Regions from separate parts of the Homo sapiens genome. Here region 1 is linked to region 2. Evidence: chromatin contacts called from ENCODE Hi-C or POLR2A ChIA-PET data. All regions are on one chromosome and are shown on one strand. Each heading gives the region's core, a stretch centred on a gene start or an enhancer-like site at or near the end of the contact. The rest is flanking DNA. Distances are from core to core; before and after follow the strand shown.

Region 1 (2,700 bases), core at 27-2,526, 300 kb before region 2:
CTCATGACAGGAGATGGAGGCATATAACTAAGTGAAATAATAGAGGCTTACAGGATTGAAAAGAAGATGGGGCGAGTCTGAATGAAAATCAACATCATGCTCCATAGCACTGTTGTGCTCATACTAATGAACAGAGCACCTGCAGGACAGAGGAGGCTGAAGTGGGTGAGCAACAGACTGTGCTCCTGGAGTAAAACATAAATACAAGGCAGCATAGGGCAAGTCAGCCATGCGTCTTGCAGAACCACAAGAGGCCAATGAAAGGAGAGGAAGCTGAGATTGGGGCTGTCAGAAATGATTTCAAGGAGTGGTAGGACTGAATTGAGCCCTGAAGGAAAAATTAAACTGAGAAGAGTGGTCAGGGCAGGAAGAAGGCTATGAAAAAACACCTGGAGGAAGGGATGCTGAGCCATCAGGCTGGGGCAGCAGAGGATAGTGGAGGACAGACAGCAGGGAGATGGAAAGAAGGCTGAACTGAGATGCTCAAGGTTCATGAATTAATTCAATATGTGTTTATTGAGCACCTGCTGTTTGGGGCACTGGTGACACAGCAGTAAGCAAAATAAAAATCCCTGACCTCATAGCACTTCCTTTCCAGGGGTTCGGCTGCTAATTCCTGGTGTCACCTCGAGCAAATCACCTCACTGCTCTGGATCTGCCTCTTTATCTGTAACATATGGGTCTCGGGCATTTCTAAGATCACTTTTCTCTCCAATGTTCTAAGATGAGCAGGAAGGCGTTGGAAACATTGGCGGAACCAGATGATAGCAAACTGAGGAACCTGGACTCCTTCATCTCGGCAGTAACAAGCCTATGTGGATCTGTTAACAGGGAACGCTTTCAAAGTAGAGGTTTAGGAAAATTGATCTAATAGACTAAAGATAGGAGACAGAAGACTGGAAATTGGAAACAATTTAGGAGATTATTGATCCTTCGAGGTGATGAAGGCTTGGACATACATCCTAAGACCAAAATCATGAGTGAACAGCACAGATGTGATAAACCAAGAATAAGGTCCTTCTTTAAAATATTTGTTTTATTAAATAGTTGGCTATAAAGGCTTGATTGCCATGATACTGACCAAAATCAGAAGAACCGAGGAGAGCTTTGCAAGCTAAAGACATTTCTGGGTCTCCGTGTAAGGCTTGGCTGAAGTGTACGTACGTGTGCTGCTTCGTGGGCTCTGAACGAATGTCCTGTCTGTCAGAGGAATACCATACAGCCCACACCAGCTGAAAAGCACTACCCAGGGCATGGCTTAGCGCCATGTGCAAATGCGACTGGCTGTACTTTGGAAGATGCATGAAGCCCAAGTAACATGAGTTGTCTCCCTTGGCATTGATACTAAGTGCAGCCTGTGGAATTTGCTATATTTAGCCCTCTCCCTTGAAAATTCTAGAGTGCTTATCACCCTAGTAGCTAATCGCTCAGCCATCTCTAGTTCAGCCTTCCCATGGCTAAAAGAACTTCAGAAGTCACTCAAAGATAAATGTCCCCTGCCAGAAAATGTCTTAAAATAGAATGCTGTGAGGGTTTCCTCGCAGTGGGTAATAGGCATTTACCTAACTATCCCCCATCCCCAGTCCCACCTCCTGCCTCCAAGAACAGGCCTCTGGTCAGTCCCCTTTGCTAAGCCTGAGGCACTGGGAGCCCCTTTATAAAGGACCTTAGAGTTACCAATTTAGAAATCGGACAGAGTTCAAGGATTCTGTGATGGTTAATATTAGGTGTCAACTTGATTGGATTGAAGGAGGCCTAGATGGCTGGTAAAATAGTGTTTCTGGGTGTGTTTGTGAGGATGTTGCCAGAGGAGACTGACATTTGAGTCAGTGAACTGGGAGAGGAAGACCACTCTCAATGTGGGTGGGCATCACCCAGTCGGCTGCCAGTGCGGCTAGAACAAAGCAGGTAGGATAACCTTGCTTGCTGAATCTTCTGGTTTCCTTCTTTCTCTAATGCTGGCTGCTTCCTTCAGCTCCTCCTGCCCTTGGACATCAGACTCCAGGTTCTTCAGCCTTTGGACTCTGGGAATTGCACCGGGGGCTTGCCAGGGGCTCTGGGGCCTTCGTTCACAGACTGAAGGCTGCACTTTCGGCTTCCCTGGTTTTGAGGCTTTCGAACATGGACTGAGCCACTACTGGCTTCTCTCTTCCCCATTTTGCAGACCGCCTATTGTAGGACTTAACCTTGTAATCGTATGAGCCAATTCTCTCTAACAAATTCATATATATATATATATATATAGAGAGAGAGAGAGAGAGAGAGGGACACACACACACACACACACATACACATAAATATATCCTATTGGTTCTGTCCCTATGGAGAACCCTAACACAGATTCAATCTCAGTTCCATTCTTCTTGACTTATTAATTCCATTATTTGCTTCCAGTTGAGTGAAAAACAGACACACTGAAGAGTAATGAAATCGAGGGTAGCAGGACAGTTCAAGTCAAAGTCAGTTGAACTTTGCAAACAGAACAATGACAAAAAGTATTTTTTTCACAGGCACTAAACTGTAACCAAATGCCCAGTTCCAATGTCCATTTTGTTCCAATCCCCAGCATGGCCCTTCACTTCCACTCCCTCTAGAGCATAATGAGAAATAGCCACATGACCAGTCACTAATAGTCAAGTGTCGCTTCTATTCTTTTTTATGAATATTACATCAGCAATCTCTCAAATTCCTGAAAACCAT
Region 2 (2,700 bases), core at 122-2,621:
AAAGAAGAAAAAAATAGCCTGCTGTTAATGACTAGCAGCTCACAAAAACCCCTTTCCTCTGGTGGGCTTTGGACTCTAAGCAATATATTGATCAGCCTGAGACATTGGACCAGCACTGCCGTGCTTCCAGTTTTAAACCTGACTTGCAGCGTCACAATCAGGATGTTAACTTTCTTAAGCCTTTTTCTGTGGCTACACTGACTCTCATTAGTACGTGATGAAAGGTAAAACATCTCATACTTGAAATAATTGGTGGGAGTTGGCATCCGTGAGTCAGGATGGACACTGGTGTTAAGGCTACAGCTGTTACTAAGTCCCCTCATTTAGCTGGGCATTCATCTTTTAGTTACTAAACTATGAGAAGACTCAGGGGTTCCTTGGGGAATGGCAGGAGGTGGGGTTGGTGTAGGACAAGCACTAGGAAGACTCTGGGGGCATCTATTTAACAAACTAAATGAAAACAAACAAACAAACAAAACCTCCTTTACCTTCACAACACTTCTGACATTCTGAGACCCAAGTGTACGTGTTTTTCATAACAAGCAATTCCCCAATTGCCTGTAGACACCAACTAGATGTCCCACAATTCAATTGACACGATCTACTTGGAACTGTAGCCACATCCCACAAGTTAAGGATTCGGTCCCACAAAACTGCCACACCTCAGATGCCAGTCACAAGTAGTGGGTTCCCAGGTTACCCATAACTTCTGTCCAACTTGGATACAAATAGGTTCCTATGACCCCCTCTTCGGGTTCAGTAATTTGCTAGGATAACTTGTACAACCCAAGGAAACAATTTACTGACTATTACTGTTACCAGATAGGGGTCTTGATCCAGACCCCAAGAAAGGGTTCTTGGACCTTACACAAGAGAGAATTTGGGGCAAGTCCATAAAGTAAAAGCAGGTTTACTAAGAAAGTAAAGGAATAAAAGAATAGCTACTCCATAGGCAGAGCACAGTGGTGTGGGCTGCTTGACTGAATATACCTGTAGTTATTTCTTAATTGTATGCTAAATAAGGGGTGAATTATTCATGAGTTTTCCAGGAAAGGGGCAGGGATTTCCTGGAATTGAGGGTCCCTCCCCTTTTTAGACCATATAAGCAAACTTCCCAACATGACCATGGCATTTGCAAACTGTCATGGCACTGTTGGGAGTGTCTTTTAGCATGCTGATGCGTTATAATTAGCATGTAATGAGCCGTGAGGATGACCAGAGGTCACTTTTGTAGCCATCTTGGTTTTGGTGGGTTTTGGCTGGCTTCTTTATGACATCCTGTATCAGCAGGGTCTTTGTGACCTGTATCTTGTGGTAACCTTCTTTTTTATCCTGTGACTAAGAATGCCTAATCTACTAGGAATGCAGCCCAGCAGGTCTCAGCCTTATTTTACCCATCCCCTATTCAAGATGAAGTCGCTGTGGTTCAAACGTCTCTGACATTACCAATTTATTACAAAGGATATTTTTAAAGGATACAAATGAATAGCCAGATCAAGAGATACATAGGGTGAGGTCTGGAAGGGTCCAGAGCACAAGAGCGTCTGTCCCTGTGGAGACAGAACTTCTTTGGGTAGGGTTTTTATGCAGATTTCATTACATTGGTGATTAGCTCAACCTTTAGCCTCTCTACCCTCCTGGAGGTGAGTTGTTGGGACGCAAAATGCCAACCCTAATCACAAGGTTCCCTTGGCAACCAGCCTCCCATCCTCTAAAAGTCACCTCATTAACATAAGTTCAAGTGTAGTTGAAAGGGGCTTGTTCTGAATAACAAAAGATGCCCCTTTCACCAATATTGTTTCTGAGCTGTTTCAGAAGCTGAGGACAAAAAACAAATATTACAACTTCTATATATATTTGAATATATTTGAGTATATCCAAATATTATTACTACTTCTATGGCTCTTATCACTTAAGAAGTTACGAGGGTTTTAGAAGTTCTGTCCAGGACCCAGATGAAGACGAAATATACAGTGTATTTCTCATTATATCAGTATATCACACAACTGGTACTTTGGTGTAGATGCTAGACTGCTGTGTAGGGAAGCTCTGTTTGGGTAATTATCCTGCAAATCCTGGTCAAGCAAATTCTGTAGACTATTATGGGCAAACTACAAAGCTCTGGAAAGACTGAACCCAAAGCTCTGTCAGCTCCACTTTTGGGCCATGAAGTTTCCAAATATTGTATGGGACATGCCTATATTACAAAATTTTTTGGTTTTTTTTAATCTAAAATTCATATTTAACTGGGTATCCTATATTTTATTAACTAACTCTATCACTCCTAGATATTACTTTTGAAACAAGATCCAAATGTGTGAATTGCCCTTGGGTAGCATCTATCAGTCACCCCGGAGCGCCCATTTAGGACATGAATATTAAGAAGTTAGCCTGAAGAGTCAGTTTTTTATGTTCCACTGAACTAGGAGCTACCATTAGCCATGCATCTCAGGTCCTAGGGCACTTTCAACCAGATTTATCAAAGGCAACTGAATATAGTCAGAGACTAGAGAAGCACTGGGGCCTAAATTCTTATAACAAGTGCAGTTTCCTGAAGATACCATTGGAGAGGAATGCTCACCATGGAGAATAGTTTGTAATGTGTCTATAAACAAAGACATGGGTGGGTAGAAAAGACCCTAAAAAGAGGTATGGCCTGAAATTGAAAACAAAGATATGAAAAGCAGGAAACAGGTAAGT

The links. Hi-C counts contacts between places; a loop is a spot of excess contacts on that map. ChIA-PET counts read pairs that join two places held with the same protein, here RNA polymerase II (POLR2A).
Region 1: a loop to region 2 is called in a map of GM12878, with 3 times the contacts of the local background. The contact joins two enhancer-like sites. A Hi-C loop is called at or near these places in 1 of 168 maps with a recorded cell type or tissue (GM12878). POLR2A ChIA-PET finds 5 or more read pairs at or near these places in 2 of 52 experiments (OCI-LY7 and T-cell).

What each region holds. Positions count from the first base shown.
Region 1 is chr15:33,379,232-33,381,931 of GRCh38, reverse strand. All of the region lies in intron 1 of RYR3 (ryanodine receptor 3), which reads right to left. Among named protein-coding and RNA genes, the nearest start is that of RYR3, 70 kb to the right of the region's middle. Within about 2 kb of position 1,276, at least 3 of the 41 ENCODE cell types and tissues checked have a DNase peak (open chromatin) inside an H3K27ac peak, as active enhancers do.
Region 2 is chr15:33,082,407-33,085,106 of GRCh38, reverse strand. All of the region lies in intron 5 of FMN1 (formin 1), which reads left to right. Among named protein-coding and RNA genes, the nearest start is that of FMN1, 110 kb to the left of the region's middle. Within about 2 kb of position 1,371, at least 3 of the 41 ENCODE cell types and tissues checked have a DNase peak (open chromatin) inside an H3K27ac peak, as active enhancers do.